4 separate regions of the Mus musculus genome follow, and regions 1, 2 and 4 are each linked to region 3. A link is a loop called in an ENCODE intact Hi-C map of the cell type or tissue named here. Cell type or tissue: heart. All regions are shown on one strand. Region 1 overlaps Ablim1 (actin-binding LIM protein 1). Region 2 holds the start of Ablim1 (actin-binding LIM protein 1). Region 3 has its middle 6.1 kb from the start of 4930449E18Rik. Region 4 overlaps B230217O12Rik (RIKEN cDNA B230217O12 gene).

The links. Hi-C counts contacts between places; a loop is a spot of excess contacts. Peaks named below come from ENCODE experiments on the same cell type or tissue, not always from the same donor. Only the 100,000 strongest peaks of a DNase experiment are listed, where the experiment ranks them.
Region 1: it touches region 3 in a loop (5-fold over the local background); 7 of 42 quality-filtered maps call a loop at or near these places.
Region 2: a loop joins it to region 3, with 3 times the contacts of the local background. A loop is called at or near these places in 4 of 42 quality-filtered maps.
Region 4: a loop joins it to region 3, with 2.4 times the contacts of the local background. A loop is called at or near these places in 11 of 42 quality-filtered maps.

Annotation. Positions count from the first base shown.
Region 1 is chr19:57,193,073-57,201,072 of GRCm38, forward strand. The region is part of intron 1 of Ablim1 (actin-binding LIM protein 1); the gene reads right to left. Among named protein-coding and RNA genes, the nearest start is that of Ablim1, 19 kb to the right of the region's middle. In heart, CTCF peaks have their summits at 1,046, 2,303, 4,421, 6,226 (motif pointing left) and 1 weaker place; DNase peaks (open chromatin) are centred at 489, 1,029, 4,479, 7,589 and 6 weaker places; H3K4me3 peaks cover 4,315 bases; H3K27ac peaks cover 7,123 bases.
Region 2 is chr19:57,208,053-57,216,052 of GRCm38, forward strand. It overlaps Ablim1 (actin-binding LIM protein 1), which reads right to left and starts at 7,980. Exons shown (of 26, transcript NM_178688.4): 1 at 7,662-7,980. The coding sequence starts at 7,905. In heart, a CTCF peak has its summit at 3,806; DNase peaks (open chromatin) are centred at 3,889 and 4,574; H3K27ac peaks cover 2,061 bases.
Region 3 is chr19:57,263,886-57,271,885 of GRCm38, forward strand. It overlaps a transcript of Ablim1 not described here. Among named protein-coding and RNA genes, the nearest start is that of 4930449E18Rik, 6.1 kb to the right of the region's middle. In heart, CTCF peaks have their summits at 3,007 and 3,839; DNase peaks (open chromatin) are centred at 626, 2,706, 3,066, 6,126 and 1 weaker place; H3K4me3 peaks cover 173 bases; H3K27ac peaks cover 2,630 bases.
Region 4 is chr19:57,325,721-57,333,720 of GRCm38, forward strand. All of the region lies in intron 1 of B230217O12Rik (RIKEN cDNA B230217O12 gene), which reads right to left. It overlaps Gm50270 (a long non-coding RNA gene), which reads left to right. Exons shown (of 3, transcript XR_003952853.1): 2 at 2,435-2,582; 3 at 4,493-5,504. Among named protein-coding and RNA genes, the nearest start is that of Gm50270, 6.1 kb to the left of the region's middle. In heart, CTCF peaks have their summits at 227 (motif pointing left), 3,362 (motif pointing left) and 4,767 (motif pointing right); a DNase peak (open chromatin) is centred at 381; H3K27ac peaks cover 259 bases.

The sequences.
Region 1 (8,000 bases), 71 kb before region 3:
TGTGGGCTTCTCTCAAATCTCACATTTTATTTCCACTCTCATTTGTCACATATTCAGACCTCCCCAGTCTCCAAAGGCCCAGATTAAAAGCCCTCTGCTCCAAAATGGCCGATCAGCATACCCTGAAGTCAAACCAAGATGGCCGATCAGCATACCCTGAGGTCAAACCAAGATGGCCGATCAGCATACCCTGAGGTCAAACCAAGATGGCCGATCAGCATACCCTGAGGTCAAACCTCAGGTGAGATGCTTCTTCCACACACCTACTTCCTCTCAGTCACGTGTGAGCCTGTTTGGCTTCAACAGTAGACAGCCAAGAGACAAGGGAGCCACTGTGCCCTGTAAGTTCACGGGGTCTCCCCAGCCCAGAAAAGAGCATGCGGGGTACGTACGTGATGATACGGAGGAGTTTCCTGGAGGCGTGTGGACTTCGTGAGTCTTAAGGGGAAATGAAGGAAGGACCTCTGCAGCCACACCTGCTGCTGAGAGCACGCAGTCCATTTTCAGCAACTGAAATGAGCCAGGAAGTAGAGCCACCCCCACCCCACCCCCATTATCTGGAACATGTCTCTGTGCCAAAGCTCTCCGTGGTGCAGGCTCAGCTGGCTTCCTATAGGAGTCTGTACGCTTCTCACTCACTACTGAGAGACTCCGTTTACCGAAACCTGAAAGACAACCCAGCCCAAGGGATCCTAGAGTCCCCTTGTTCCTTTTTTTTTTTTTAACTTTTTTTTTGTTTTGTTTTGTTTGTTTTTTGTTTTTTGTTTTGTTTTTTTTTTTTTTTTTTTGAGACAGGGTTTCTCTGTGTAGCCCTGGCTGTCCTGGAGTTCACCCTATAGACCAGGCTGGCCTTGAACTCAGAAATCTGCCTGCCTCTGCTTTCTAAGTGCTGGGATTAAAGGTGTGTGCCACCACGCCCGGCGTCCCCTTGTTCCTAACTGGGTAATTTTGCCACACCCCACCTCATGCCCCTGGAGTTACACCTAGCAATGTCTGGAGACATTTTCAGCTACCACAAATGAAAGGGCAATGCCTCCAGTGTCCAGTAGGGGAGAGTCCAGGAGTGAGCCCAGCTAAATACCTTGTAATACACAGGACAGAACCACAAAGGAGGAGCTGACTGCATGGTAAGGAAAGCAGCTAAGAGATCTTACTGTAGAGACATCATTTGCGCTCTCTCGCTCTCTCTCTCTCTCTCTCTCCCTCTCAATCTCTCTCTCTCTCCCCCTCCCTCTGTGTGTGTGTGTGTGTGTGTGTGTGTGTGAGACTCGTGCACACTCTCCTAATTTTCAAATGTCAGGTAGAGAACAAACAACAGACATCCTTCCCTTGTAGGAGTATGAGCATTGAGACCTCTGTTGTTGCAGGAAACAAAACAAAACATAGAAGAAGCCGGAGTCTAAAACTCCATTTACCTGGCTAGGTCACTTTTGTGGCTGAATTCTTAATCTTTCACAAGGTCACATAGGTTCCAAGCCATAATGGTTCCACCTTTATTATTTAAATAAGATATGTTTATAACTTTACCTCTGGGATTTACTTATTTTTCCCCCTCAAGCAAACACACAAACAAGAAAGAAACAGATTAGTTTAGAAACTGTGCCAGAACACGTATCGGTTAGCCAATTACAGCTTTTAAATTAGTACAGTGGGTCCCCAGCGTACAGGCTGGCAAGTGTGTGTTGTCTTCAAGAAGACAGATATTGACGGATGAACCCCCAGAACCCTTCGGTGCATCTTCGTTAGAGGGTGCAGCAAGGATAAGGAGCCCTTGAACACCTCAGGGAAGCAACCACTTCATCAAGATTCTGAGATCGATTAGTGTCTGTGAGTGCAGGAGAATGGGTGTCTGGTCTGGAGAACAAAGATGACGCGAAGGTCAAAGGATGTGAGCTGCAGAGGGTCTGCTGCAGGGCCGGCCACGCTGGCTGAGCATGGACCTTCTCTGCAGCCTATATCAGGCTCAAGCAGAGAGGCAGGGGAAATGACTTACAAAGCAGTGTGTGCAACTGTAGGGAGCACAGCAGAGAGCCAGAGGCCTGCCTTGCTCTGTGGCATGGACATCAAGATGCTGTGAGCCTGCTAGAGGGTCCCCATCAGCTTTAGGAGGCAGATATGGTACCAGAAACATTCCAGAGGCAAAAAGGCACAGGTTTCCTGGGGCTCTGATAGATGCTAACCTGCTTCCTCTGTCAGAGCATCTCCATGGGGCAGATGCTAAACCAGGTGGTGAGATGTTAAAAGATGGACATGTTGGAACAGCTCGCCCTCCGGGCTGGGCTGTGGGAACGACAGTTCTTCTATCTGCACACATTATGTCATGTGGTCCAAGTATTAGCTGTGTGGCCTTGAGCCACTTCCTTACCCTTTCTGATCCCCAGCTTGCTCATCTCTGGGCTCTCAGTGCCCATTTCACTTTACGGACTAAAGAGGCTCCTTCGCTTCTTTTCCTGGAATTCTTGTATAAACCACCCAAAGAAATCCTGCTTTCCTCTCTTGTGGGCTGCTGCTAGTGTAGTCAGAGCTAGGAAGCAGCACCATGAACTGACATAGACCTCAAAATAAAAAAGAACAGCCTCTAATCACTGGCTGAGGGCTAAGATAACCCTAGCATGCGGTCTCCTGGGAACCTGCCCAGAGTGTTCCAGCTAGAGAGTGCCCGAGCATGGACATACGCAGTCTAAGCGAGGCTTAGGAAAGATGCCATTTGAATACTCCCGATCTGTGATCTATACCACGTACCAGAAGAGGTCTGGGTTGCCACAAGCTCCACAGGAACAAAGTGGGCCAGTGGCTTTTGAAATCTCCTCCACTCATAAATAAATCACATACATTGGGATACAAACTCAAATCCATTAGCAACAGAAATCTGGGCCATGTTATTCTGGTCGGGTGGAAGGTGTCCCAGCTTCCAGCAAATGCCAGTGTCTGTCTGGATTTTGCACCAGGAGGTCCCCCAAGTAAAGGAGACATCACCAGAAAGCATTCTTATTCATAACCATCTCACCGTCTATTCGCAGAAAGAGCAGAGCAAAAGCAGGTGAGCATCAGAGGTTCTCCAGCTGTGGATGAAGGGAGTGGTCCCTTGGTCCTGCCTGGGGTGCAGCCTCCCCACTGCCAAAGCAGACACAATGCTCAACCCGTCAGCACAGTAAAACCAAGCTGAAATTCCAGCCACAACCAAGTGGGGCACAGAGAAAGTAGAAATAGAGAAGGCATTGAGGTGGTTCAAGACAGGGTGGAAGAGCAGCTATGTCTTGTGTTGGTGGAGAAAAAAAGAAATGTCCCACAGGAGAAGCCATAACAGTCACAAGCCTGCCGCCAGAGTGCTCCTTTATGTCAGAAAAAGATGACCATCAGATGGTCCTCTGGCAGCTCTGATAGGATCACCTCTAACTTGTGAATCTAATTCCACTCCAGAAGGGTCTAGAAAGACAAACGCCAACCCTTGAAAATGGAGATAGAAGACTGAGAGAGTACCAGCCAAAAGCTTCCTTCCCCTGTCCCTGACTGTGTTTGTTAACATTTTGCTTTAAAAATACTAGGCTCGTCATATATTACTTGAATTGACCAAAAGCAAGCAACTGAGGTGTTATTTTACATTTCCCAAACAAATAGGTTAAACCAGAATTCAATGTTCAAAGGCTTATCTTAATCTCAGGGCCACGCCTAATAGGTAAACAATATACACCTGTGCGGGCCACGCCCACCCTCTTTTCACTGCCTGTGTGTCGCTGCCGCTTAGGGCATCCATTAGGAAAGTGTTGGGAGGAATGACTAAAGCTAATAATGAGCCCTTTCCAACACCCAGGGGCTCCTCAGCCACACCAGCTAGGTTTAGGCTTGTCTCAACACAGCCCCGCCCAGGTATAAGGACCCTTTTCTGGCAGATCTTAACGTTCTCATTGATAGACAGAGGGAGAGAATGGAAGATAGGGTGGGAGGGTGGGAGGTGGAAGGCAAGTCTCAACCCCAAATCAGAAATCCACTGGCAATTAATAAAAAACTATGCACACCCTGAGCTCAGTTGTGCTATACTGCGATGGGCTGAGATTTGGAAGCTCAGTTCCGCAGAAACCCAGACTTTGTCCTACAGAGATTTTTTTTTTTTCCACCCCGAACACGTCTGCTGGGATTTCAAAAGATCATTGCTGATAAGGTGCCCCAGCCCCGCGGGGCCATTGCAAGTTCTACAAGCATGCAGGGTGATCGATATTTAGAAATACCTTTTTCTTTCACCATGGCAACCGGGTCCTTGGCTGAGGGCACCGAAAGCAACAGGAATGAACTCTAGGCTTGCAAGCAGACCGATGGCCTCTGCGGAGGCTGAGAGGAGACGCCCCCGGCACCCACACGCCAAGACCGGGCAGCTTCGCGAAGTCCCGCCCCCGCCGCGGCTCCCACGCCCGCCCGCACGGCGGCCGCGCCCTGCTCCCGGACGCTGTCTTCTGGCTGAAACCACTAGCTCCAGCTGCTGCGGTAGCAAATGCAAAATTCCAGCGCCCTAATCTCCGGTCACTGACACCACCTTGCATTCCTGACGCCCGGGAAAATGTTCCTGAGCCCTGGCCCCCCTCCCAGGGCCTGATAAATGATTGCCGGAGGAGGAAGGAGGCCAAGCCACACACTGCCAGGGACTGTTCCCATAAGTAAACTCGTCAATTGTTAGCTTGTTAGTGTCCTATGACAGCTGCTTTCAATCCTGATTACAGCCTCTTTCAGGCAAACTGAGTAAGTAAAATTGGCCTTAATAGAAAAATATTGCCAAGGCTCCTCCAAGTTCATTTTCCTCTGAATAATGCCATTTGATTGCGCGCGCGCGCGCACACACACACACACACACACACACACACACACACATTTTTATTTGTGAATGAGGGTTGGGGCAGGAGAAAGGAAGAGGGCCTTTCAGGACCTGATTCCTTATTCGGGATCAGAATTTAAATCTGACTTATCCAGTTGGGGAAGATTCTAGCTTCTGCTTTCCCTCTGCTGCCTCAGCGTAGTCCTCTTAAACCGCGTGGTTGTGTTGTGTGAGGGAGGAACCCTAGTCACGATTAAGGAGCAAACAGTATCTGCTGCTACTGCTCCATCCAGGACTGGCCTGACCTGTGTGACTAGCAGGAGGGTAGCATATGCTGAGAGGGCAGCTCCTGGCTTTGGCTTTCTGACCTAGCAGGTCACAGGCAGGTCTGCCAGCAGAGGACTTCCTGGTTCACAAAGCTGCACCTGTCTCCCAGATGCAGCCTCACACACCCATTGTATACATCCACCAGTGTGGGAGAGATGCAGAGAAGCAAGAGACCAGAAGACATTGTACCGCTCAGGGAGATGAGCAGATGGTCAGCCAACACATCTTTCAGAACCAGAACGCACAGCCAGTATTAGATGGTATTTACTGCAAATATTTTAACGTGTTGGGTCTAAGAGAGCCAGGGGGACAGAAAGGAATGGAGCAGAGCAACCTGCCTCAGCTTTGACTCAGCCGCCGGCTGAAATAAATTGGCTGGGCTGGGGAGATGGAAGAGAAACACCCATTTCTTCACCGTCGTCATCTTGGGCAGGTCTTGCCCGCTCGCTTTCTGGGGTGGAAAAGTAGCAGCTGTGGCATTCCTACATCTGTGACTCAGGGTTTACTATTGATAGCTTGGCTGTCTCCGTCTGTCCCCTGCAGCTTCTGTGTCGTCTTCTCTATGACACCCTTCACCCACACTATGCCTGCCTGGTGCAGCCCCACTGGGGCTGGGTCATGCTTTTCCCGTGCCAGTGCCCAGATGGATATCGCTTCCATTCATACCCACGAGCCAAGCAAGAGAAGGGCACCAACCACAGTGCAGAGGGCTGCCCCGTTCAAGAGCATCCCAGGAGACAAGTCCTTTGCGTTCCCTCATTTCATGGTTAAATCAGCCCTTGTCTTCTTTCCTTGCCCTGATCATCCTCAGCCGCTAAAGAGATGTTGACAAGTAAGATCAGCGGCAGAGAGCTGGAATGAGCTTCATCGATGAGCAGAGCAGGTGAGAGTATTCTGTTACGCTTGGTGTGCAAATAGAGCAGTGTTGCACTTAAGCCTGGCTCTCCAAGGATCTCGTGTTATTCAGCTGAAAGCTGAAGGCTAGCCAGGCTGAAGACCTGGTTTCTAATCCCCAGCGCAGCACAACAAATAAATAAGAAATAAGGCCTGACCTCTCTCTCCCCCACCCCCACCCTTTCCCCCTGCTGGACATCACAGCGAATTCTTTTGATTTCCAGCTCCAGCCCGGTCATTCACAGATGCACCTGGTACTGTAAATGTCATTAGTTCCACCACTTTTTAACTCTACGTGATGGTTTTTTCTGAACAAACCTGTGCACCTCTGGGAACAAACTGCACAGAGTCTAGAAAGGCCCCGGGAGCCGAGGATCAGCTGGTATCTATTCATGTTCAGAAACGCTTTCTCTACAGGAAAATACTACACAGTGACACACACACACACACACACACACCAGTGTTTTCCATGGAAAGAATTTGTCCCGCAGTCAGAGTGGATGAGTCACTAGCAGTTAGCTGCTAAATAACAGCCCCGTGGCAGAAGTCCCCTGACAACCAGACACTGCTGCTTTAGTATAAAAGCATCTATTCTGTCCTCTCAAGACAACCAGGGGCTACTGCTCAAGTTATTTTTGTCTACTCTGCCTCAGGACTAGAGGCTTCAAAAACAGAAGCGAATAGAGATATCTGCTATTTACACTGAAAGCTGGGGAGAGGTGGGGGAGGGGGACAAGTCAAGGGGGAAGGGGGATAAGTGGCGGGGGGAATAAAGACTATATAGTTCATGAGAAAGATTCTTTTATTCAGTTTTCTAAAGATGATTTTCAGTGAAATTAGCTCAGCTCCCTTGGACAAGACACGCTCACGGTGCGGCACCATGCCGGTTCACTCTCAACCCTCCACCCGACTGCTACTTTTTTACCTGCTGGCAAAACGAAGCCAAGATCGTCTATCATGTGACCAAAGTATGGAGGCCATATTGCTGGAGAGAAAAGGCTTGCAACCTTTCCCCACCACTCTGGGTAAAAAGTGAAGCATCCATCACTGAGTAGAAATGCTTACTCAGAGGGAAATGTGAGCACTGGGAACAGGCCCTGTGGAAGGCCCTCTTCACAGCAGAGCTACAGGCACCTGTAATGCAGGAATTCCAGGATCCGTTCAAGGCTCTATGACCTTAAGGTGTCCAGGTAATGTCTCCACACCTCTTGATATCCTCTCTAGCAGAATCCAGTAGAAACAAATGCACACACACACACATGCACACACACACGCACACACCAGAGAACAAGTCTCTTATTCCCTCCCTACTTTATGCTTACATCTGCTAACCCCACTTCTTGCTGGGGGGACACTGGCTCGTGTCAGGTGTCACACAGACAGCACAGAACAAAGATGTCCAGATAGATACCCCTGTTGCTACTAGAAAGGCACATTGGGCCCAGACAGTTCTGAGTCCCAGCTGGGACGTCAGGATAGGAGGTGAACACAGGCTGGCTGGAGGTGAACACAGGCCTGCTGGGAAGGGTGGAGCACAAATGACATTTCCCAGCAGAGGTCATGGGACAGACAGTATCGAGTAGCCGTAGCAGACTGCTTGTAGTCTTGTGGGCGGCAGAGGAAGCACGAGCTTACGTGGGCGGGGCATCACAGAGGGGCTGACCGTGTATGCCATGCTAAGCAGAGGCTGGACTTTGGAGGTAATGTAGCTAGAATCTCAACTCTAAGCTACTTCTTAATTCTGAAATTGAGCTCTACGGTCTTTGGCTGTATCTCAAATCCCCCTGTGACCTGTGTCCGACTCTGTGTTTAACGTATTTCCCATATGGACTAGATGTCCAGGAAGTGTCTGGGTTTGTTTGTTTACTTAAAAATCTCTCCGATAATAGGGTGGAAGGATCACTTTACACAACACACATGCAACATTTTTTTTTTAAAGCACAGTTCATTTGGGAGTCTTACTTTTCTGGAATGA
Region 2 (8,000 bases), 56 kb before region 3:
TAAACAGTAAGATATCACACATCAAAATAATGTGGCTACTGTGGAAAATAGTCTACAAGGTTCTCAAAAATTCTATTCAGATTATCATATGCCCCAGCAATTCCACTGCTAGAGAGATACTCAAGAGGACAGGAAGCATACGGCCATAAAATGTCTTACACACAGTGTTCATAGAAGTCCAATTTACAACGGCCTCAAAGTAGAGGCGATGCAGATGACTCTATAGAGTGTGGCATGTCTGTGCAGTAGAGTAGGACACATCCACGGAGACAGAATGGGTCATATAGAATGTGGGGTATCACTCATGCATGGAAAGAGAACGGAGTTGTGGCATGCTTCAACATCAATGAACTTTGAAAATACTCTCTAGCCCAATGGTTGTCAACCTGTGGGTCATGACACCTTTGGGGTCAGATGAAACTACCCTTTCACAGGGGTCACCTAAGATCACTGGAAAACACAGATATTTTTATATTATGATTCATAACAGAAACAAAATTACAGTTATGAAGTAGCAATAAAAAATGTTATGGCTGGGGTCAGCACACCATGAGGAAATGTGTTAAAAGGTCACGGCAATAGGAAGGTTGAGAACCACTGTTCTGGTTGGAAGCAGTCAGCCACAAAGGTCACATGCGTGATTCCAATCGCATGACTCTCCAGCCGCAAGATCAGTCTTTCAGGACACACAACTAAAACACATCAAGTGTGTTATCATATCACCCCCTCAAATCAGTGACTTAGATGAGAACATTTACTGGGACGACAGTAGCTTGCCTACATTCCCCAGCCTGAAAATAAAATAAAGAAGCACAAGACAATTATCAATAAATCAAAATTAAATAAAAACGAGGCATGGCGAAGCAGGTGATAGAACGAAGTGGGTTATGCCTGCCTTTTGTTTTTCTATTGTTATTCAAATTGTCGGGATAATTTTCTTTTGCTCACGTTTTGGGTTAATTTTATCTAATTTCCAGTTCATATGTCAAGTCCCGTTTTTCTTTCCCCGGCCTCTCTGGTATTCTTTCCTGTGGAAAATAACTACATTAATTACCTAGGCAACTACTTATCCTCTCATATCTCAAGGGTAGGGGGAAAAAGGAGCAAATATTTTTAAGGTCCCACTGAATATATAAATATTCTTATTTTTCCTTGTAGAGGGTCATGACCTATTTGCAATGGAGTGGTTTTAGCCACATTTTATATATTATAATAGTAAGGCTCAGAGGTATAAAGTGACTTTTCCAGGCCACACGACCAAAAGCTGGCTGACTTTGCAGCTAACCCACAGCTTCCCCTCTGGAGTCACTGGACCACTTCTCCAGGCCTCAGTGGTGAGGCAGTAAGGGAAACATCTCTCCCATTTCTTCGAGCATTCATCTGTCCACACTCTTGCACATCCTCCAGGATGCCAGAGAGTATCATGTGCTAAAAATACAAACACGGCTCCCCTCCCTTCCCCATAGACTCAGGAGAAACTGAAGAGAGAGGTTACGCACAGGTCACTCCAACAGAAATACACGTCGGACACTAGAGAAGCAGAGGGCAGCAGAAGGGGAAGGTGTGAACAGGTCTCTCCAGAGGGGAAAAAGCTTAATCTGAGTCCTGCTTGGTTGCAGGAAGACCAGGGAAGGTGACCTGGGCATCTGGGAGAGCAGGTACAGGAAGATGCCCACTGTGGCAGGTACCCTTCAGATCCATGGATGGGTCTGCTGCAGGTGTTCGGGGTTAATGCCGGGTGGGGCAGATGGGCTCAGCTTGAGAGTTGAGTTCCAGTAATGTGTTGAGATGGTTGAGATACAGTTTCAGCGACATGAGAGCAGAGCCTTGGGCGGGGGTTGGTAACTATAAATCGAAGGGGAAAGCGAACCATCCAAGATGTCCAGCAGGGATGAATTCTCTTATCTCCCTCACTCCATTTTCTTCTAAGACCAAAAACAAAACAAAACAAAACAAAACAAAACAAAACAAAACAAAACAAAAAACTGGCTATGGCTGGGCCTGCTGATGCTGACCTGTAATCACAGCTACTGGGGAGGCTGAGGCAAGAAGATTGCATGTTCAAAGCCAGCCCAAGTGATAGTGTGAATTCAAGGCCAGCCCAGGAAACTTAGTGAGAGCAGGGTTCATTTTGTCAAGGACAGGAAGATAGCTCAGTGGTAGAGAGCTTGTGTAAGTCCCTAATTTCAGTCCCACCTATTGCAGAATAAAGAGAAGGAAGGAAGGAAAGAAGGAAGGGAGGAAGGAAGAAAAGAAGGAAGGGAGGAAGGGAGGGAGGGAGGAAGGATGTACATATGTGCACACACATGCACACATACAATCATGCACATACACATACATGTGTACACACATGCACACACTTATGAACACATATACATGCACAGACAATATACATGGACATATACATACACACACACACACACACACACACACACACACACACACACACACACACACGAGGTTCTCTCAGAGGCCTTGGGAAGAAGGAAAAGATGACCAAGGCTAAGCTGTTCTCAGTCTCCAGTCTAGAATATTCTGCTTAGAGATTTGAACCCAACTGATGACAATGACTGAATCCTCTCCCAGTGTCCTTAGCACTTTGGATAACAGCACCATGCACTGCTTGTTTGCTTGTCAAGAAGGTAATTGGCCTAAATAAACTATTCCTTTATACCAGTGCCTGGAGTCCACAAGGACAGAAAAAAAGTCAGACGTAATACATACTCTAATTTCCTGTAGTAGCAGGAGAAGAAATAATTCTGAAAAATGCCTTGGTTTTATGAATTAGGGAAACAGATTTTGCTCATTTTTCTGGCATAAACAACTATTTCATGAGTTAATTACAAACCTCAGGTGTGCCCGTTGCCAGTAGACCTGGGGATAACCTGTTTGTGTGGTTATACTGCGAGGCCAGAGGCAGCATGGCACCATGACAAAGAGTGTGGACATAGATGTCAGGCTGAGCCAGGTCCAGACCTGGCTCTTGCACTCAGTGTTGGTGTGACTCTATTTTCCCATCTGTCAAATGGGTGTGAGAGGTATTCCTGCTGCAAGATCAAGCCAGTCCAAACCCCAGCATGGATGGGGAGTGGCTCTCCAGGCCTCACTCCTAGCTGGGGAACAGTTGGTGGCAGTTGGGGAGGGAGAGTCACTTTCTTTGGAGTCCTTACAACTCATAGGTTACCCTTGCCCCGGTGTTTGCCCCATAGCCATGAGCACACAGTGGGAACTAACTGGACACAGTGGGACATTGAAAAAGAGAATAATAATAAAAAAAAGAAGACAGATGCATTTCTGTTTAATGGGGGAAAAAAGAAAACAGAAAAAGAGAATATAAATGTGGAAGGGGGACCTGTGGAGGGCCTAGGAGGAGTTGGAGGCAGAGATGACGGGTAGGCATGATCACCATACATCATAGATTCACGTGGAGTTCCCAAAGAACAAATAAAAATATTTTAAAAGTAGAATTGGCTTTGTGAACTTATTGTAAATACTAAACATAGAAAACTAAAAACCGACAGTTACAGGAACATTGAGCATAACCTCACAGTAGGCTCACAGAGGATGACAGATGGTCCCTCGGCACAGGGCTCCGCAGTCTGAGACGAGCGAGAGCCACAAGCAGAAGCTCTGTTTACTGCGTATCTATTTTGTCCTCAGGTCCTTGCTTCTTACTTGCTCCTTTCCTGTTCTTAAATAAGGAAATGCGTCCCCCACCAGCTTCCGAGGGTTGTTTGGAGCACAAAGGAGAACTGGTTAGATACACGTGGGGACACCATGAAAAGCACGCAGCCCTGCGTAGCTCCAGCAGGGGCTGAACACCAGACAGCAACAGGAAACTGCCACATTGCGTCTTGAGCAGTTTCTGGCAGCTTCAGGAGGACTTTACCAAATGTCCCCACGTCCCCTGCCAGGAACTGCTCATGAGCACTCTGGGCTTCACTAGCATAGGAAGTCACGTGAGTGCTGGAGGGGGTGTCTCCTCAGAGCACCTGTCCCTAACAGGATGCTCCAAGCACACAGTGGCTTCCTGGGAACCCCATTTCCTGTGATTCACTCACAGTGCCAGGCCCAACAACACCAACACCAGGCTTCTGCTTCTGTTGCTTCACAGCCATAGAAGGCAGCACAAAAATAATTTTTGTTTTGCTTTTTTTTTTTTTTTGAGACCAGGTCTCATATGTAGCTCAGGCTAGCCTTGAACTCACTATGTGGCCAAAGTTGGCTTCAGACGCACAATCCCCCTGCCTCTCTACCTCTTAAGCACTGAGATAACAGTGCTCATTCCACTAGTCCAGGTTCAAAATAATTTCTAAAATAAACTATTAATGTTATTGTAGCCAAAATTTGCTGGATGTGTGTATATGTCCAAATGCCAAACACTTTGCCATGCTCATCCTGATTTAATCCTTGTAGACAACACTGTCCTTAGACCTGGGCAGGAAGGGCCCATGCCCTGATGCTTCTCAATGTATCTAAGTCTCCCACTGGACCAGTTGGAGCCAATAGTGCCTCTGGGTGGATCCCAGCCTCTTCTTCGTACTCTCTCTGACCCTGGTAAGACCTCTCTTGTGCTCTGCATGGCTGACCAGACCCTGAGGAATGGAGTCCAGGAATTCTGTCCATGGAGTTTCAGAACAGAAGGACCTGGGATGGCTTTATTCCAGAAGGGAAGCTTGGTAAGTGGCCACACCCCAGGCTAGTGTGCCTTATCTTTCTCACAAGCTATTGCCATATCTTTTGAGGCGACTCAACTTGTTTGTATAGACAGGGACCCCACAAAGGTATTTTTCCAGGGCTCTATATATGAGGCTGCCACACCATATAACATTTGCCTACAAACCTTACTCTCAGGGAAACTCTGACTTAGATTAACTTCCCGAGGTGACACAGTTAAGGAGAAGAAGAGCTTGCACTCAAGTTCTGAGATGTCACAACTCAGAGGCACAGCATTCCACTATCTCACGATCTCTCACCAGTCTCTGCTAGGATGTGAACGCTGGAGAGAGGCTCGGGCTTGGGCTTGCCCTTTCTGTAACCCAGGGCTCCTTGAGACTGCATTATCACCTGACATCCCCTACCTGACAGATTTTATCTTCAAGAGTACCAGCTGGATATCCCAAAAGCATCCACTTAGACATCTTTCAGCGGAAGCCGACAAAGCATTGACTACAGAGTATGAACTCCAGCAGAAATCTGGGTTCTGTTTTCAGCTTTGTTGTAGAATAAGGCTTTTGAGTGCTCAAAAAAAAAATAGAGTTTGGCAAATACCAAACGAGGAACCAATATATGAAGGCAGTGCCTACTGCAAGAGGCAGGGCCAGCGGGCAGCTTGCAAATGAATTGGGATTGGGAGCAATGGCTTCTCCCATCTCTCTTCCTTGCTCTCTTTAAAAGCGATGACCCCAGAGGAGTGAGGTAAAGAACACTGGAGAGACCATGGCCATCAGCTCCAGTGAGAATCTGTTACCTTGTCCTACTTTAATGCTGCTCTTCTTGATAGTCAGAGCACAGAGCAGCCACAATGAGATAGCACTTCATTCTCGATAAAACAGCTAGCTCTTAAATGCTCGGGGAGATGCTCAGTTGGTAAAGTACACAAGCGTGAGGATCGAAGTTCAATCTTCAATGGTCAACATAAAAACACACCGGTGTGGTGGCATGTGCTTGGAATCCCAGTGTTGGGGAGAGGGAAAAAGGCAGACCCCTGGGGCTTGCTGCAGCCAGCAGAGCCTAGTCTGTGAGCCCCAGGTCTCAGTGAGAGACCTTGTCTCAAAAAACAAACTGGACATCTTCGAAGGACAAACACCATGAACTGACCTCTGGCCCTCCATATACACACAAACATGCACACATGCCTTTACACACACGCACACACACACACACACACACATCAGATAATGATGTAGCATAGTTAGAATCATCTTATGTTGCAGATGAGGCTATGTAACAGAGCAGCCACTTTGTAGAGTTGGAAGTTCATCAGCAGATTTAACTGAGAGTTACCATGTGACCCTGGACTTCCACCCGTACACCCAAGAAGACAGAAAAACTCACCATCTCTATAAACTTGTACAAGAATGTTTATAGTACTATCACTCACACTAGCTAAAAAGGTTTAAACAACCTGAATGTCCATCAATAATGAGGGACAAACAAACTGGGGGCAGCACAGTGGAATAACTGCTATTATTGTAGCCATAATAATGAAGGAAGAAACAGTGGCTGCTACAACTTGGATGAACACTGTGCCAAGTGAAAGAAGCCAGACGTAGAAGATTATCACGCATTAGAGGCACCCAGGTCCAGGATGGGAAATCTATAGAGACAGAAAATGGATCGCTGATCCCTGAAGGCTAGGGGTAGGGGTGGAAAAGTTGGGTTGGAGAGGTAATAACTAGAGGATCAAGTTATTTTATTTTATTAGATTATGTAAACATTAAAAATTCACTGAGGTGATGGCTTGTGTGTCAGGAAGCGCACTAAAACATATTGAATCACCTACTTTAGGCAAATTACGCAGTATACTTAACAGCTCAATGAGGCTGTTAAAATTAATTGCAATAATACAAAAGACCTTGGTTCAAATGAATTCCCTCACCTCACCCAAACTGCCTCCAATCCTGCCCTTCTCTCCAGCTGCCCATGAATTAGGAAGTCTATGCTCACAGGAGTCAGCTCCACGAACAGCCTTCTGCCTCCTGTCCTTATCTAAGTGCTGATTTAGACAGGCAATGAACAGCTGGGAAGGCACCAGGCCACTAAAGGTACCATTACAACGCCAAAGTCCGAGACCTTGTCCAAATCAGTAAGTGAGGCTGGGTGATGACAGTTCACTTGATGGAGTACTTGCCATCCAACCACCAGGACCCAGGTTCAGTTCCCAGAGCCCAGTTAGAAATCTAGGTGTTGGGGTGTGTGTGTGCCAGAGATGAGGAGGCAGAAAGAGTTCCTTCACTGGCCACTCAGCCTAACCTACTCTTTGAGGGCAATGAAGAGATGATGTCTAAAAAACCAAGGTGGATTCTCTGACCAGTGCCCTGAAGCTACCCTGACCTCCACATGCTTGTGAACACACATATTGTGTATACACACACACACACACACACACACACACACACATACCACATCAGTGACTCCCTCCCCATCCTAAGCTCTCTCCATGGCCTTCCCAAGCCATCGAATTAACAGTTACATTATAATGAGATTGGCCGAAGAGTGTTAATATGGCTCTCTCAATATGAAAACACATCTGTCCTTTCAAACACTCCACTAGACAAACCTTTCTCAGGTGGCAACACAATCTGACCTCGAGCTTTGCATAGGTCACCCTTTGCTGTTCTTTTCTGCTCTTGGTCATATTTAAGAACAACACTGGGGGAGGAGCTCTTTGGCATCGTATTTCTCATCATCACTAATTATTCCAGCCATGCCTCAAAAGACATGTATTTGTTATAAAGATCCTAAGACCAGAGAGTAAGATGCATGACTGTCTTTCTGCCGGGGCCTTCATGTCTCCTACTCCTGCCCCATTCATTATACATGAAGGACATGTATAATGCTTTGAAGTGCACGACACTGAGGAATGGGCGGGGGAGATACTTTAATACCTATGTCAATCACAAAACACAGCCTGTGTCAAAGGGGATTCGGGTACTTACCGGATGGATCATAGCTGCTAAACCTGAGCTCTGGTGGACCACAGCCAGCAGAATACAGATAGACCAGATGTATGACTGTGCCACGCCTGCGATGAGCAGGGTCAGGAGTCTCGGGGACACTCAGGTCCTCAATAAGCAGTCTCCTGTGGGAGTTCCTGAGGCTGGCTCTCTCTGGTGAGGGAACTTTGCCTATCTCAGAGCTGCACAATTTCCCCAGACACTTTAACCCAAGCAAGGATGGCATCTTGGCATAGCAGACATGACATCAAGATCTGACCCAGAAGCCCGGGAAGCAGGGCTCCCCAGTAGCAGTTCCCCTAGCATCTCTTCCCTCACCGC
Region 3 (8,000 bases):
GTACCCCCGTAACTTTGCAGCATCAATCTCTGGCCATAAACGGCACATTCCAGTGGAGTCAGAGTCAAGCACAAGACAGAGGGAAAGGAAAAATCAACAGAAGTCACCTCAGTGGTGTTTTTTCTCCCAGGGAATAAAATTAAAAAGGCTTCTAACTGCATTTCCTGCACTGGTCTGCACCCAGGGAAAGCCTGGAACTTTCCTTTGTTGCATTTTCTTTTACAAACACGGAAGCGCTTCCAAGGAGCTGGAACCGTATTGTCGTGTCCAACCACCAGCTTCAGTGAGCAGGCGCATCCCTTGCAGGGGCAGCCTTTCACAAGACCCTCCTTCCATTAACCGAACAATCTCCAGCGAAGCATCCACGCATCTTGAAGCCACTTCCGGTGCCTATCGCGGAAGCGATTATACCCCTGTTTTACAAAACATGGGGTTTCTCTCTTAATATACAATTCAACAGTACGGCGAGTGGACACTCAAAGAGGACAAAGTAAGAAGAAAGCATGCTAACTTGACCTTGAAAGAAGCCTCCCAGAAATTCCCAGGGAGGAACAGCAGTAAGTACTATCAGCCCCCACCAACATCCTGCCCTGAGCGCACTCTCCATAGTGGCCTTGCTGGGCGTCTTTGTTGGGGACTAAGAGCCTTCCCTTCCTGTTTATTAGTCACAGGAGTAGAGCTGGTAATTTAATTAACTGCTTTAGAATATGAAACATCTATGGTCTTCAACTTAGCGGCTCAGTCTAAAGACGAGGAAACCAAGGTCATCGAGGTTAAGCGCTTGTTTCTCTCACATCAGACAGCTAAGCAAACTGCACTCACTCCATAATCCTCTAGACATCGAGTCCAGGGCCCGCTCTGCTAAACCGCCAGATCCCCGCCAAACGCAGACACTCAAAAAGATCGTCAGCAACTGGCCCTGACAGGATCCTGGCATCTTGAGTTGAAAGCTGCACTTGAGAAAGATCAGGGTTTCCAGACACAAGACGACATTGTGACTCTTGTGACTGTCATCCTCAAATCACAGTGGGATGAATGCAATACACAGGTGCTATGGTGTAGTTCTCCAACTGTGGCCTGATCAGGCAGCCCAGAGGAATCCAAAGTATTAAGTGCTCCTGTGTTTATCTTGGATCACACACACACACACACACACACACACACACACACACACTGTCACACACACATATACCCACACATAAACACTCACATTCACAGTCACACACACACACCCTTACACATACACACTCACATGTACAGTCCTCTCTCTCTCTCTCTCTCTCTCTCTCTCTCTCTCACACACACACACACACACACACACACACGTGCTCACACAGTCACAGAAATTGGGTACACTAAAGTCAATAATAGATAATTTTACATGAACTGTTTACAGGTTTGAAAAACCTTTAGATTATTTAACATTTAGTTATTCACTTGTAGAAAGATGCAAATAAGTTGACTCCATACTATATATTCTTACATAGCAGAGACATTTTTATTTTGTTTAAGTTAAATTTGTGTTTTCTTATATTCCTCCTTCTCGGTCTCCTCTCTATGATGACCTGATATCAACTTCAGAATACTCTAAAAGGAAGAAGGGAAAAGAAATGGGGAGGAAAAAAGGAAAGAAAACCAGAAGCCCAGACCTTGTAGCATACACCTATAACCCCAACGCTGGGGTGGTGGTGGAGAGGGGGCTGAGGCAGGAAGCCTGGGCTATAGAATGTGACTTTAAGAGTGTTTGAATGAGCTATCCCCCATAACTCTTGGCATCTGTGGCTATTTGCAGAGAATTCGAAGGTATGATCTTGCCAAAGGGAGCTTTGATTTTTGAAAAGTCTCCCTGAATTTCTCCCTCCCTCCCTCCCTCCCTCCCTCCCTCCCTCCCTCCCTCCCTTTCTCTCTCTTGTTTGTGAGGTCTGCTTGTAGCCTGCTGCCTGCAGCCTGCCCCTGCTGTGTGCTTACTAATTGGCCATCAGGGACTCTGACACCCTGGAACTATAATCCCCAAATAAACTTATTCTATAAGTTGCTTCGATCATGGCATCTTATCCCAGTAATTAAAAAGTTAACTATGACAGACCCTGCCTCAGGAACGTGAAAAGGGAGGCTGGAGTGTGTACTGCTATTCTAAAGAGCATGGTTTGGACTCCCAGCACCCACATTGGGGGACTCTCAGCCCTGTGACTCCATCTCCAGGAGAGCCAGGGCCTCAGACCTTCATGACAGGCCTCTTCTATACAGATAGATACACACAAGCACACATAGTAAAAGATTAATCTTTACAAAAAAACAAAAGGGGGATTAGAAGAAGAGGGAACCAAACATGAAGCCAGGAAAAGATACAAAAGGCCAAGTAGAGACAGCCCTGAAAGTGTAGGCCAGGCTTATCTTATACTCCCTCTCTGGCCAAGGGAGACCTTGAACTTGTGGTTTCCACCTCCAGTGTCTGGATTTAGAGGCACAGACCAGCTCCTCAGGTTTATGAGGTCCTGGGGGTGGAATCCAGGGCTTCATGCATGTTTGGTAAGCACCCTACCAACCGAGCTATATTCCCAACAATAATGAGTTTAATAAACTCATGAATTTCCACGTAAGCACAGGCCTGCTTATGTGATGGGGAGAGGGGAGGGAGGGAAAAAGAATTACCAGACAGGCTGAGGGCCAGGAGAATTGGAATAGAGAGCCAAGAACGAAAATTCCAGTCATCCCGGGGCTGTTGAAGAATGGACGCCCTTTCCTCTTAATTACTTAGCCAAACACCATTACCTCTCACAAACACACCTAAGATCACTATCCGACCCCCTTCCTTCAATTCTTTCTAAGGAAAATCAGTTGCTTGTGAGAAAGAAGCCAGGGAATTTGGGGATCTTCTGCTCTTTCCTTAGTAAGAACATACATACCAGGTTAAGCCAAACAGAAAGCAAATCACATTCCTTAAAAGAAACGTATTTCCCAGCAATCCCTCTTCCCTGAGAAGCCACACAATCACCCTTCTGGGCATAGAGGGTAAAGCTACTTGGCTGCTCTCTCATGGTTAGGTTGCCAAGTGAGGCAAGGGACAGAGGGACCAAGAGGCAGGTGACGGAGATCAACAATGTTCTACATGACCTTAGTCTTCACCAGGAACTTCCCTTTTCCTGAACACGTTGGTGGACTTGGCTCTCGAGGAGGAACACTGAAGTCCATATGAACTCTTGAAGGTAACATGTCCTCTGTGGGGGGGGGGGGTCATTAGTCATTTCAAAACATGCAAGACCCTTTCATTTGAGGATGAGGCTGGGACTTGGCTGGTGGAGTACTTGCCTAGCATGCACAAAGCCATCGGTTCGATTCCCAGTGCAGTGTAAATGGAGCACAGTGACACACCCGTGATCCCAGGGCTGCAGATGTAAAAGTTCTCAGCAATTTCGGGCTGTCCTCAGACTCACAGCCTAAGAGTCATGGTCTTTCATTAAACCAAACCAAACCAAACCAAACCAAACCAAACCAAACCAAACCAAACAACCCTTATATTTATACACCAAGAACAGGATATTGCTACCACAGATACAATGTAAAGACAAACATGAGTAACAGTAGCATGCTACAGACTACCTTGTAGCAAATAAGTCCTAAGAGGTAGGGACTCTTGTCAGAGCAACCAGATTCTACAAGGATATCGCATGAGTCCTGCTGAATCCTCCCTGTCCTTGCCAACATGAAGCAGTGCTTCTACAATGGGCAGAAAAATCACGCTGACCCCATTAAAAAGTATTTTCCATTTCCCCCTGCCTGGCTCACTGCCACATCTCAAGACAGTCATCTGAAATCCTATAAGCCGACATGCCACCAATCCTCCAGGAGGTGGAGGGGTGTAGAACCAGCATCAGCAGCCAAGATGAGGAAGGAAGAATGGCTCCTTCTGTCTGTCACAGCCAATGCCTCCAGCCTGGCTGTGACTGCTCAGGGGCAGCAAGTAGGCAAGAGGCGAGGCTTCACGGGGGTATAGTCTGAATCAGCAGAGAGGGGGGAAGGGCAGCAATGCTCCACAGTGTCCCCAAGAAGAAGGAACATTTTTCATGGGACTGTCTGTGTGGCCTGTGGCCTTCTGAACATGAAAGGGTTTTTTTTTTTTTTCCTAGGGAAGCTATTTCCTGACACTTGGTACACCTCATCCTGGACATCTATGATGTTAAGTGTGTATAAATTTTCACATTAAAATCATCTTATTCCAGTAAGGATAATCTAGGAGTCTGAGGGGAACCGAATGCATTAAGTCTCCAAGAACAGGCTGAGTGGAGTGGTGTATGCCCATAGTCCTGCCTATTCAGGAAACTCACCCAGGATGGATCGCTTGAGCCCAGGAGTTTAAAGCCAGTTTGGGCAATATAGTAACACTGTGTGTGTGTGTGTGTGTGTGTGTGTGTGTGTGTGTGTGTGTGTGTAGGCTGGTTTTGTTTGTCAACTTGACACAAGCTGGAGTTATCACAGAGAGAGGAGCTCCCATGAGGAAATGCCTCCATGAGATCCAGCTGTAAGGCATTTTCTTCATTAGTGATCAGTGGTGGGAGGGCCCATTGTGGTGGTGCCATCCCTGAGCTGGTAGTTCTAGGTTCTATAAGAAAGCAAGCTGAGCAAGCCAGTAAGGAACATCCTTCCATGGCTTCTGCATCAGTTCCTGCTCCCTGACCTGCTTGAGTTCCAGTCCTGACTTCCTTTGGTGATGAAGAGCAATGTGGAAGTGTAAGCCGAATAAACCCTTTCCTCCCCAACTTGCTCCTTGGTCCTGATGTTTGTAAAGGAATACAAACCCTGGCTAAGACAATATGGCAACTCAAAACAACTCCAAAGCTAAGAACAAATGATACTCTACTCCATGGTTCTAGCTAGTTCTCCAACCCCAGGCTCACTTGTGCTAGTTGTTTCTACAAATGCCCATGGCCAAGTACATGCAACGGTTTACACTGCTTAGACCTATTTATCAACAGTAACAGTAGGAAAATACAGGTCAGACAGTGAGTTCCATTAATGGCGCTAACACAGGAACACCAGGATGTCACAGAAGTTGTTACCATAATGCCATCAAAGAGATATGTAAGTTTCCATGGAGACCAAGGCTGTAAGTCCATCTCACAGATGGCAAGGACCACAGTGTTCCCATCACTCTCTCAGCCAAGGTCTGTTTAACCCTTTGCACCACCTGTGGTTGTGGATGCAGCAGTAGAGGGGATAGGACACCCATCACTGATGATATAGTGTGGTGGTATATACTTGTACCATCCTAAGAAGCTAGACATGATGGCAGTGGTGGTTTTGTGGTTGTTTGTTTTCCTTTTTGTTTTTGAGGATAGTTTAATGGGCTTTCCTGTCCATCAACTACACCAACAGCTAAACTAACAACATAGAGAGACTGTCCAGCTAGATAAATTAAGAAAGAAGCCTGAACCCCTGTACCTTTGGTATCTGGGGCCAGATAGTTCCTTGCAGGGGGTTGGGGTTTGCCTGAGTGTTGCCCTGTGTTTGGCGAGGTTCTTCCATCCAGAGCAACCCAGTTGCACCCCTCCCCCATTGCAGTAAACACAATGTTTCTAGACATTGACACATATCCCGGAGGGGCAAACTGCCTCCAGCTGAGTAACTATGAAATCGCTGTGAAAACAGAAGCTGCCGAATTCTCTTGAGACTCGGGTTCAGGTACACTGATAAAGGAGAGTAGTGTGAAGAAGGAAGTGCGTGAACTCAGTGTCCCTTCAGAAAAGATTTGCAAAATATCAGGAATGAATCCCAAAGGATGGCGTGATTTACATCCCCTCCCATACACTCGCTTTCCCACCTGTTTCTCCTTCTGGCACAGTGCTAGACATTGAACCTAAGGCCTCATGAATGCCAGGCTAAGACTGTGATGCTGGTCTAAAGTCCCAGCCTGCGCCCATGGTTTACGGTGGGAAGCTGTATGCAGAAATAACTTTTATAATTAATTATTATATATGCATGGATGTGTGTGTGATTGCACATGCTTTCATTTTGTTCAGAAATCTTCCTCCCCCTAATCCTACTCATGAGGATGACAAAGAATGGGGCCAGAGTGGGCCCAGCGATTAATTACCTCCCCAGAAGAGCGATGCAGCAGCTGTGTCTGCCAAGTGTCCCCAGGACCTATAATTAACGCAAAGGTCTTCCAGGGGGAATCACACTAGAAGCCAAAGGAATAATTAAATCCCTTGCAGTTTCAAAGGTGCTGAAGTCCTAGATTCCTAACCAAATGTAGTCTTTGCAAAGAACTGCCAGTACTCGTGTCTGCCCAGTATCATCCAGATGACCCAAGTCTGTATTCAACATGGACGTAAGCTTTTTAAAAAGTACAAGGAAAAGCAAGATAACAAGAACTGTGTTATCTTGCCGCAGGAAGAATAAGCTGTGAATGCGCTCACACACAGAGGGAAAATGTCACAAGGAACTGAAGAGATAGGGCTTCCTCTAGTAGCCAGCACAGAAATACACCCCACTGCACAGCCACACACCGAGTGAGGCCATTGTTTATGCATGTATGATATTTTTTTGACAATGGCCACCACCATGGGAAAACCGGGCAAGAATGGCCTTCACTGTAATGAGAAGTAGGAAGGATGATGGAAAATGAATGCATTAGAATTTTGACCTCCCTACTTTAAGTGATAGAATGTATGCCAGCTACAGCTTTTCCATCTGAAAAATCAAGGCTTAGGCTTTGGCACATAGTGTGAAATGAGCATGCTTTCATTGGCTACTGTGGCCAAGATGCTGTACTGGGTAGTTTATGTATGGGATGGGCGGGACCTGAGAGGAAGGTTATCCAGTCTCACCTGAAGCAAAGGATCTGCTCTGTGCCACTCAGTTGGTTGAACAGCCACAGTGAGTCTTGAGTGTGAAGTCCTCTCGTTCACTCACCTTCACACAGCTTTAGAGCATCAGGTGGAAGTGGTCCATCAAGGTCACTGACTTCTGCTCTCCTCAGACTGGTTAGGAGAGGTTAGCTGGGACCAGGCACACTCCATAAAGCAATGGCTATTTTGGTAACAAAGTCAGCCACGCTGGTCAAGGTTTATGTGTCGTAACAGTCCTGTCTGCCCATGTTACCCACGTCAGCCTCTTAACTCTCTAAGTAAATGAAAAAGGTTTGCCCTCCACAGACCCTTCAGAATACTTACTCTCTATTGCTAATCCTACAAAAGAAGTCACGAAGAAGTACACGAGTGTTATGCGCAATTTGCCTTTCTAATAAATGCGTTTTCGACAACCCAGCCCACTCTAGCTGATGGCCTAGAAGGGACAGATGCCTAGGAGGAAATGGCTTTCTAGTAAACACCCCCCATCTTTACCCCTCAGAGCTTCACGCATACTAAGCTAAGCGTCTGCTGAATTAACTAGAGAGTTTCCATCTCTCTAGTCACCTTTAAGTCATATTGTCACACATGCTAAACTTCCTCTCTCCAGAAGCCCAACCCCTAGCTGACAAGATATCGGCAGTTTAAGACAACTGGGGAAGGAAGACTTGCTTTTATGGAGGGATGTGGCTACTGGAAAGTTGCCTGTATTCCGGCATGCTTATGGGAAATACTAGCTGTACTCGGTGGGTTAAAATAACGATAAGGAATTTTAAAAGAAGAAAACATGAGGTGTTGAGGAAGATGAGCTAGAAGGTTCTGGTGGGTGTTGCAGGATAAGAATGAGAGGTGGGTGAGACCAAGAACATGGTAGTAGACATGCATGAAATTCTCAAAAAAGAAATTTAAGAAGCACCGAGATAGAAAACTTTAATCTTAAAGAGAACAAAATCACCAAAGTCATCTGCCTCTTGTACAAGACGGGCCACAAACTGTTGTCCTTACTCTCCACGGCAGACCTGCAGCGCCTTCACTCTCTACCAATGCAGATGCACCGGTAAAGAAGGACAGCTGATAGTGCTCCCGCAGTGACAGCTATTCCCAGCGGTGACACAACCTGAAACCCAGCCAGGAACCAGAGCCCAGTGCCTG
Region 4 (8,000 bases), 62 kb after region 3:
GTGGCTCACACCTGTAATCCCAACTAGCCCCGTAGAGAGATAGGAAGGGGAATGGCAGGAGGGAGGGAGAAAGGGAAAGAGGGAGGGAGGGAAGGATGGAGGGAGGGAGGGAAGGAGAGAGAGAGAGAGAGAGAGAGAGAGAGAGAGAGAGAGAGAGAGAGAGAGAGAGAGAATTTCTTTTCACAGTGGCTCATGTGCGCCCTCTAGTGAAGGTGGGTGTCTTATCCTTTCACAGTCACAGACGACAGAATTGCTTGAGCAATTCCTGGAAACCTACCCTAAGTGACAGACGGCACTCTGCACCACCCCCTCTTTAGGAAAGGGTACAAGTTGAAAAACAAACTCAGGCTGGCCCCTTGATAACACACCTCGGGATCCCTGGGGGAAATGAACAGCCAAGAAAGTCAAAGTTCCCTGAGAAAACCAGAGTGGGTCAGGGATTCTAGTCTCTCCCTTTTGTGAGCTGCGTAATGAAATGATGCCCGGGGCAGCCCCTTACCCATACAAGATAACACTGGAGGAGACAGGATGCAAGGTTAAAAGACTGTAGAGCAGGCAGTTCCAGAAAGTTCTGTCCTAATCCCGTAAGGAAGATCAGAACAGAGAGGGTACAGACTGAAGGAAGATTTAGCTGGAAGCACATAACTGTCTGGAGGTCCTTCTCGCTCTCCCTCTCTCTCTCTTCTCTCTCTCCCTCTCTCTGTCTCTTTCTCTCTCCCTCTCTCTGTCTCTTTCTCCCTCTCTCTGTCTCTCTCTCCCCCTCTCTCTTTCTCTCACTATCTCTCTGTCTCTGTCTGTCTGTCTGTCTCTCTCTCTCACACACACACACACACACACACACACACATGCGTGCACACGTGCGAAGTCAAAAACAGTTGGGAGGTAGAGTTGGGGCAGGGTTTGTTGATTTGATGAGAGTTAAGAAGGTCCGCTGACTCTCTGGGTTCTGGCTTCAACCAGAAGAGTGTATGGTTCTCGCGTCCAGTGGGATGGAAAAGAGGAAAGAGAAAACATTGTGCAGTCAAGTCTGAGACTCTGCTCTGGCCATGCGTTTGTGTTGTCTGTCTGTCCGTCCGTGAGACACAAATTCATATTCATGGTTTGATATTAAAGGTCTGCAGCTGAGTGATGAAGGAGTCTGAATAGAGGGAGGGGTCACAAGAGAGGGTAATGGGGGAGGGGTCACAAGAGAGGGTAATGGGGGAGGGGTCACAAGAGAGGGCAATGGGGAAGGGGTCACAAGAGAGGGTAATGGGGGAGGGGTCACAAGAGAGGGTAATGGGGGAGGGGTCACAAGAGAGGGTATGGAGAAAGAAACACCTATCTGAATGTGGTACTCCTGATAATGTTTTCATTTAAATACGTGGGAATTAGTAAGACTGTTCTTGAAGCTAGCTAATGTTTGAAAGGGAGGAGAGAGACCCAGAACTGAGTCCAGGAGAATGCTAATAAAAAACAAAGTCTGAGACAAGAGAAACTGGGATGGGAGAGAAGCTGTGAAGACAAGATGGCAGCCACCATCTCTCCAAGTGCAGGCAAACAGTTAACAAGTGGCTCTTAGGAAGAGAGACTCCTGTTTGAAGCATCAGCTGATTTCCGTGGCATAAACACCCTCCCCTCACCTGATTCCAGGCTACTGAGCCTATTGAACCTGGACTTGGAAAGAGGTGTGCACAATTAGCTGTCAGTCCTCATCGGTACAGGGTTCAGGACAATGCAGTTGCAGAGAGGAGCAGGAGATGCAGACAGGGAGATTGAATCTGGCATCCTGCACATTGCTGGAGACAGCAGCAAGGGTCAGTTCTGAATTATGGAACAGCCAAATTGTCCAATAAATACTTGAAGATGTTCAGCCAGGCGTGGCAGTGCACACCTTTAACCTCAGCACTCAGGAGGCAGAATAGGGCAGATCTCTGGGTTCAAGGCCAGCCTGGTTTACAGAATGAGTTTCAGGACAACACAGAGAAACCCTGTCTTGGAAAGGAGGAGAAAGAGAAGTGGAGGAGAAATGTTCATTTTTAACTGTCAAGAAAATGCAACTTAAAACTGTATTGAGATTTCATCTCACCTCAGTCAGCAGAAAAGCAAATGCCAACAAACTGTGGCAAGGATGTGGGGAGGGAGTGGGAGTGGCCTTTATTTATGCTGAAGGGAATATAGACTGACTGGTACAGCATGGTTTCTCAAAGGTGTGGGGGTTTCTCAGCAAACTAAAAGTAGCCTAGTTGGCAGAGCAGGGAGATACTTGTGTGTGGGTGTTGATTGCTGAATTATTCACAACAGCTAAGGAAGGAACCAGCCTAGATGCCTATCAACAGATGGTGGGCAAAAATAAATAAATAAATAAATAAATAAATAAATAAGTGGCATTTATACACAGTAGAGTGTTTATTCAGCTGTGATGACAGATGAAGTGTGTGATTTTTTTTTCCAGAAAAATGGATGGAACTGAAGACCATCATGTTAAGAGAAATAAGCCAGACTTGGAAAAGCAGACGTCTCAACTTTCCACATAAGAAGAATCGTGTGTGTGCTTGGAGGTGCTGACTATAGAAGAGAGGCCAAAGTGAATGGAGGAAAAGGTGGGAAGAGAGGATTATGGGGAAAGACAAAATGTTGCAATGTTTTCTTATTGTTGAGTCTACATCAGTATCTATAGCTATGACATAGAAGAGGAAGGGTAACTGTTCTGGGGGAGAGCTGGCCAGTGAGGGAAGGCAGGAAGGGACAGAAGAGAAGGGTAGGTAAACACAAACAAATTACAATTATGTGCGTGCGTGCGTGCGCACACGCTACGTAAAACAATAATATGAAAAGAATAGAACCTGGAGGAGGAAGAAGAGTCAAAACTGAGAAAACCACAAATACCTACAGCTCAGTGAGATTATGAGTCCCATTTCGATGAGCATCATGGGAGTGGAAGGTCAAGGTCTGGCATGGGACTTGCCTCTCTGTGAGGTTCCTGCACCATAGAGATATAAAGCTCAAAAGATATCGCAACGTAGAATCACAGGTGGGTTTTCCACTTGCAGTCTTCTGTCGACCCCTATTTTTAAGTTAAAAGCCTATTACTTTAAAATCACAAATAACTGAATTGCTTTGTGTACCTTCGGAATAACTGTAAAGTATGGCAAAGTATAACGGAACCATTATCTAGCAGAATGTGGCGGCTCACGCCGGTAATTCCAACGCTCAAGACACAAAGGAAGGGGAAATGACTCAACTTTGAGAGCTGGCTGTTCGACACAGCGAGTTTCAAATCAGTAGGGCTAAGTAGAGAGACCCTGCCTCATAGAATACCGAAACAAAGAAAACCTTATTTTCGGGAATCAACACAGGTTTCACGCTGCCAAATAGCGCCACCTAGTGTAACATCTGCACCTCAAATAAATATTTTGACTTGTGTTGCATTTTACAGCTTATGAATCAGCACACATTAAAATAACTGTGAACCTAAACACCTAAAGGTGCTACCTTGTAAACTCATATTCATAGATTCTAATTCTTCATTGGTTCACAGCACTGGATATGGGCTGGGACTGAGCCCGGTGTTTGGAACAGTAAGGCACACTCTGTTAGGACTACTCATGATAAGGAATCAGATGATGGTGACGTTAGTTTTTGATAAAAATCTGAAAGCTATCCTACTGAGACTCAAAGTTAACTATACTTTAAAAAGTAAGTAAGAAAAATTATATTTATTCTTCTTTGGAATCCAGTGATGGGTGGATGAGTTGCTTAGATTTCATCTGTTAGGGGTGTTTCGGTCTTTAGCTTTGTACAAAGATAGGGTTCTGTGATAATAATAAGCATGATAATTTTAATGCTGGGTGTACCCGTGCATCACACTGATCCCAGCACTTGGGAGACAGAGGCAGGACTTTTCCGTGGGTTCAAATTCCAGGTCAGCAATATATAGTGATACCCTGCCTCGAAGAAAGGAAGGAAGAATGGAGGGAAGGAGGGAGGGAGAGAGGGAGGGACGGAGGAAGAGAGGGTGGGAGAGAGAGAGGAAAGGAGGGGTAGGAAATAGGGAGGAAGGAAGGAGAGACGGAAGGAGGAAGGGAGGGAGGAAGGAGAAAAGGATAAAAGACTCTTTAATGGGAGGTAGGTGTGGATGCAATATACAATCAGGATCCTGTTTCTGCCATTCTGTACTATTTATGTGTAAACATGATAAGATTAGGCATGTATTTTGAACTCTAGCATGAAGTCATTTATAATAACAGTTTTGAGTGCCTGTAAAATCTCACACTGGCCGGGCATAGTGTCGCACACCTTTAATCCCAGCACTCGGGAGGCAGAGGCAGGCGGATTTCTGAGTTCGAGGCCAGCCTGGTCTACAAAGTGAGTTCCAGGACAGCCAGGGCTACACAGAGAAACCCTGCCTCAAAACCAAAAAAAAACAAAAAAACAAAAACAAACAAACAAAAAAAAAAAACAAAACCCCCCACACTGATAGGAACAACTTTTCTCTCCTTTTGTATGTCAGGGGAAAGTGCAAGCTATGAGCCTCCCAGATTTGGGGGAAATGCAGTGGTCAGCACATCGGGATACCGTGATGAGCCTCGCCTGAGAACACCAACTTCATGACCACGGCCGCTCCCTCGCCGGGTGACCATCTATCTGCACACGGATTTCTCCTCTACGTTAAGTAGGATCACAGGTGTTTGGTTTTAGGGGGTTCTTTAAATTTATTTTTGTTTTACGTGTCCGGGCATTTGCCTGCACGATCTATACCACTTACCTGATACCTCTGGAGGCCAGAAGAGGGTGTCAGATCCCTTGAAACTAGAGTCACAGGCAGCAGTGAGCAATCAGGTGGATATTGGGAATCAAACCCAGGTCCTCTGGACGAGCAGCCAGTGCTCTTAACCACTGAGCCATCTCTGTCACCCCTGGAGTCATGTTGTTGTTCAGTCACATTTATTTATTTATTTATTTATTTATTTACTTACTTATTTATTTATCGTGTGCACATGTGCATGTGTCTGTGTGTGGGGATGTCACAGGGCATGTGTGGAGGTCAGACGACAGACAACCTGCATCTGTAAGAATCTTTTTTCTCCTTCCACTATGTGGGTCCCAGGCAGGTTTGACAGCAGATGTCTTAACCCACTAAACGTAAGATCTTCATCTCACCAGGTCCCATAGTTAGTCGTTCATTGTTGCTATTTGAAGATAGAGAGGAAAGCATGGGATTTACAGACACTTCGACAAAATATCTGAGTTATTTCTAGCAATGCCCCAGTGGACTAGCAGAGTACAAGATAAATCCCCCAAAAGCATATAAAAACAATAGCCACATCACATAATCTGTTCAAAAATACAAAGAAAAGAGACCCCATTCACAGCATCGTGGAAGAAGTGCATGCTACCCCTAGAAATACAGAGAAATATAGAAAGTTCTATGACTGGTGAGAGTTGGACCCCATGTGGATTTAAATCTGTTTAATGATAGATGGAAAAATGAGAACTATATTGAGTTTGGCGTACTTTCAAAATGTGTGTGTGTCTTTTTTAAAAAAACTCTATGTATGTGTTTTTAGAGTGTTTTAGTAGATGCATGGCTTGTATAGCACAACATTAAGTTTGGGTTTGCTGCCTTTTGAGCTTGCCTCGTTTTGAGCTTGCCTCGGATTGAGCTTGCCAGGCATTGAGCTCAGTGCACACTTGAGTTTGCTGCGCAGCGCCTATGAACTTATCCAATCAGATTGCCACCTGCCAGGAAACACAGAGGCAGCCATGAGATATATTTTCAAACTGCCACATGTCCTGTGACAAAATATCATAATGAAGCCTGTTGCTTTTTACAATTAATGTATACTATTTAAAAAACAAACCAAACCAAAAAAAGCCAAACAACCAAACAAAAACCCCACCTGGTCAAACGTAGAAGTCATGCCGGGAGGGGGAGAGGGCACAGGAGGTCAGGGGTGGGCGAGAGGGGAGTGGAGAATCAACAGCACCACCAACAACAAAAGTGTTTGAAAAATGCCATAATTGCCGGGCAGTGGTGGCACACACCTTTAGTCCCAGCACTTGGGAGGCAGAGTCAGGTGGATTTCTGAGTTTGAGGCCAGCCTGGTCTACAGAGTGAGTTCCAGGAAAACCAGGACTACACAGAGAAACCTTATCTCGAAAAACCAAAAAAGAAAGAAAGAAAAGAAATGAAAAATGCCATAATGAAACCCAATACCGTATATGCCAATTACAGATTTTATTTGGAAAAGAAAGCTGTCATGTTTCAGGGCATGTATTAAGGAAACCTAGGTGCCAATGAGAAGGCTCAGTGGATGACTGTGGGGCAGTGTGTGTGGAGGAAAGATGGAGTGGGAGAAAACCCTCCCTCTACCAGAGTTCCAGTGCTCTGGGCAGGCAGACTGTTGCATGCCTTTCCACGTGGCTCCGGGTGGGTGTCTGGCTGTGTGAAGCCACTAGACCCCAGCTCGGCAGGTGGTGGACGAGGGGCAGTCCTAGATACCAGGTTCTCAGTTTTGGGCATCCCAGACACCGCTGGATACTGCGGAAGAGCTGAGAACAGAATGAGAATAGCTCTGTTAGCCCCCGGGGCCAAAAGGAGGAGAGGGCAGGGGGAGAGGGGGGACACTGAATGGTTCTCATGCAGGAGAGAGACCTTGGTCCATGGCTGGAGCACAGGAAGGCCTTCTGGCAGGAGGTTAGACACAGCTCCTTAGGGGAAAACCTATCCCATTGTCCAAGCAAGGGGGGGGGGGGCTTAATGAGCAGAGACAGTCTGGTTTTTAGAGCTTTATTGTAGAAAGGCAGTGGAAAGAGAGAAGGTAGAAAGAGAGAGGCTGGCTGTACTGGCTGGTTTTGTGTCAACTTGACACAGCTGGAGTTATCACAGAGAAAGGAGCTTCAGTTGAGGAAATGCCTCCATGAGCTCCAACCGTAAGGCATTTTCTCAATTAGTGATCAAGGGGGGAGGGCCCCTTGTGGGTGGGACCATCTCTGGGCTGGTAGTCTTGGTTCTATAAGAGAGCAGGCTGAGCAAGCCAGGGGAAGCAAGCCAGTAAAGAACATCCCTCCATGGCCTCTGCATCAGCTCCTGCTTCCTGACCTGCTTGAGTTCCAGTCCTGACTTCCTTTGGTGATGAACAGCAATATGGAAGTGTAAGCCGAATAAACCCTTTCCTCCTCAACTTGCTTCTTGGTCATGATGTTTGTGCAGGAATAGAAACCCTGACTAAGACACTGGCCATGGCCATGTGGAGAGAGGGGTGAAGAGAGAGAGAGAAGGAGGTCTAGAGAAGAGAGTAAGAAAGGTGAAAGCTTAAAGAGAGGGAGGAGGGGTCAGGCAGTCCCTTTTATAGTGGGCTAGGCTATTAGGTAACTGTGGGGAGGAGCATACCTGGCTATTGTCAGGTAACTGTGGGGGTGGAGTCTAGCCAGAATGCCAGGAGCTTGGGACACATTGTCTACGTGACTGATAGTTACACATCATTCCTGCAGAGGCTGTGGGGGTGACAGGAGCCAGGGGTCCAGGAGACATGATCGATCACCACCCATTGGATCCCCCAGGGTTCAAGACCTATGCTTGACTGGAGACCAGGCTGTCTGTGCACAGCCCAATGCCCCACAGATGACGTGCCTACTACCTAGTCTGACAAGTTATCCTCAGATTCCCACATGCACGCAAGGCATGGGTCCCCTGCTGCCCCCCAAAATAAATAAATAATTTTTAAATAGTTTTTTTTTTCAGAAGAAAAATGTAGCTGCTTGCATTCTCATGTTAATTATGCCCCCCCCAACCTGTTTACAGGAATGTCTACACTATGCATAAGACACTGAGGGACCCCGCCTCCAGTTGGTTCTGATTGGTAAACAAAGATGCCAACAGCCAATGGCTGGGCAGGGCAGACAGAGGCAGAACATTTAGGATTCCAGGGCTAGGAACTGAGAAAGGAGAAGGAGAAGGAGAAGAAAGAAAGGAGAACTGCCATGCCTGAGGAGAGTGGAGGACAGGGAGGCATGGC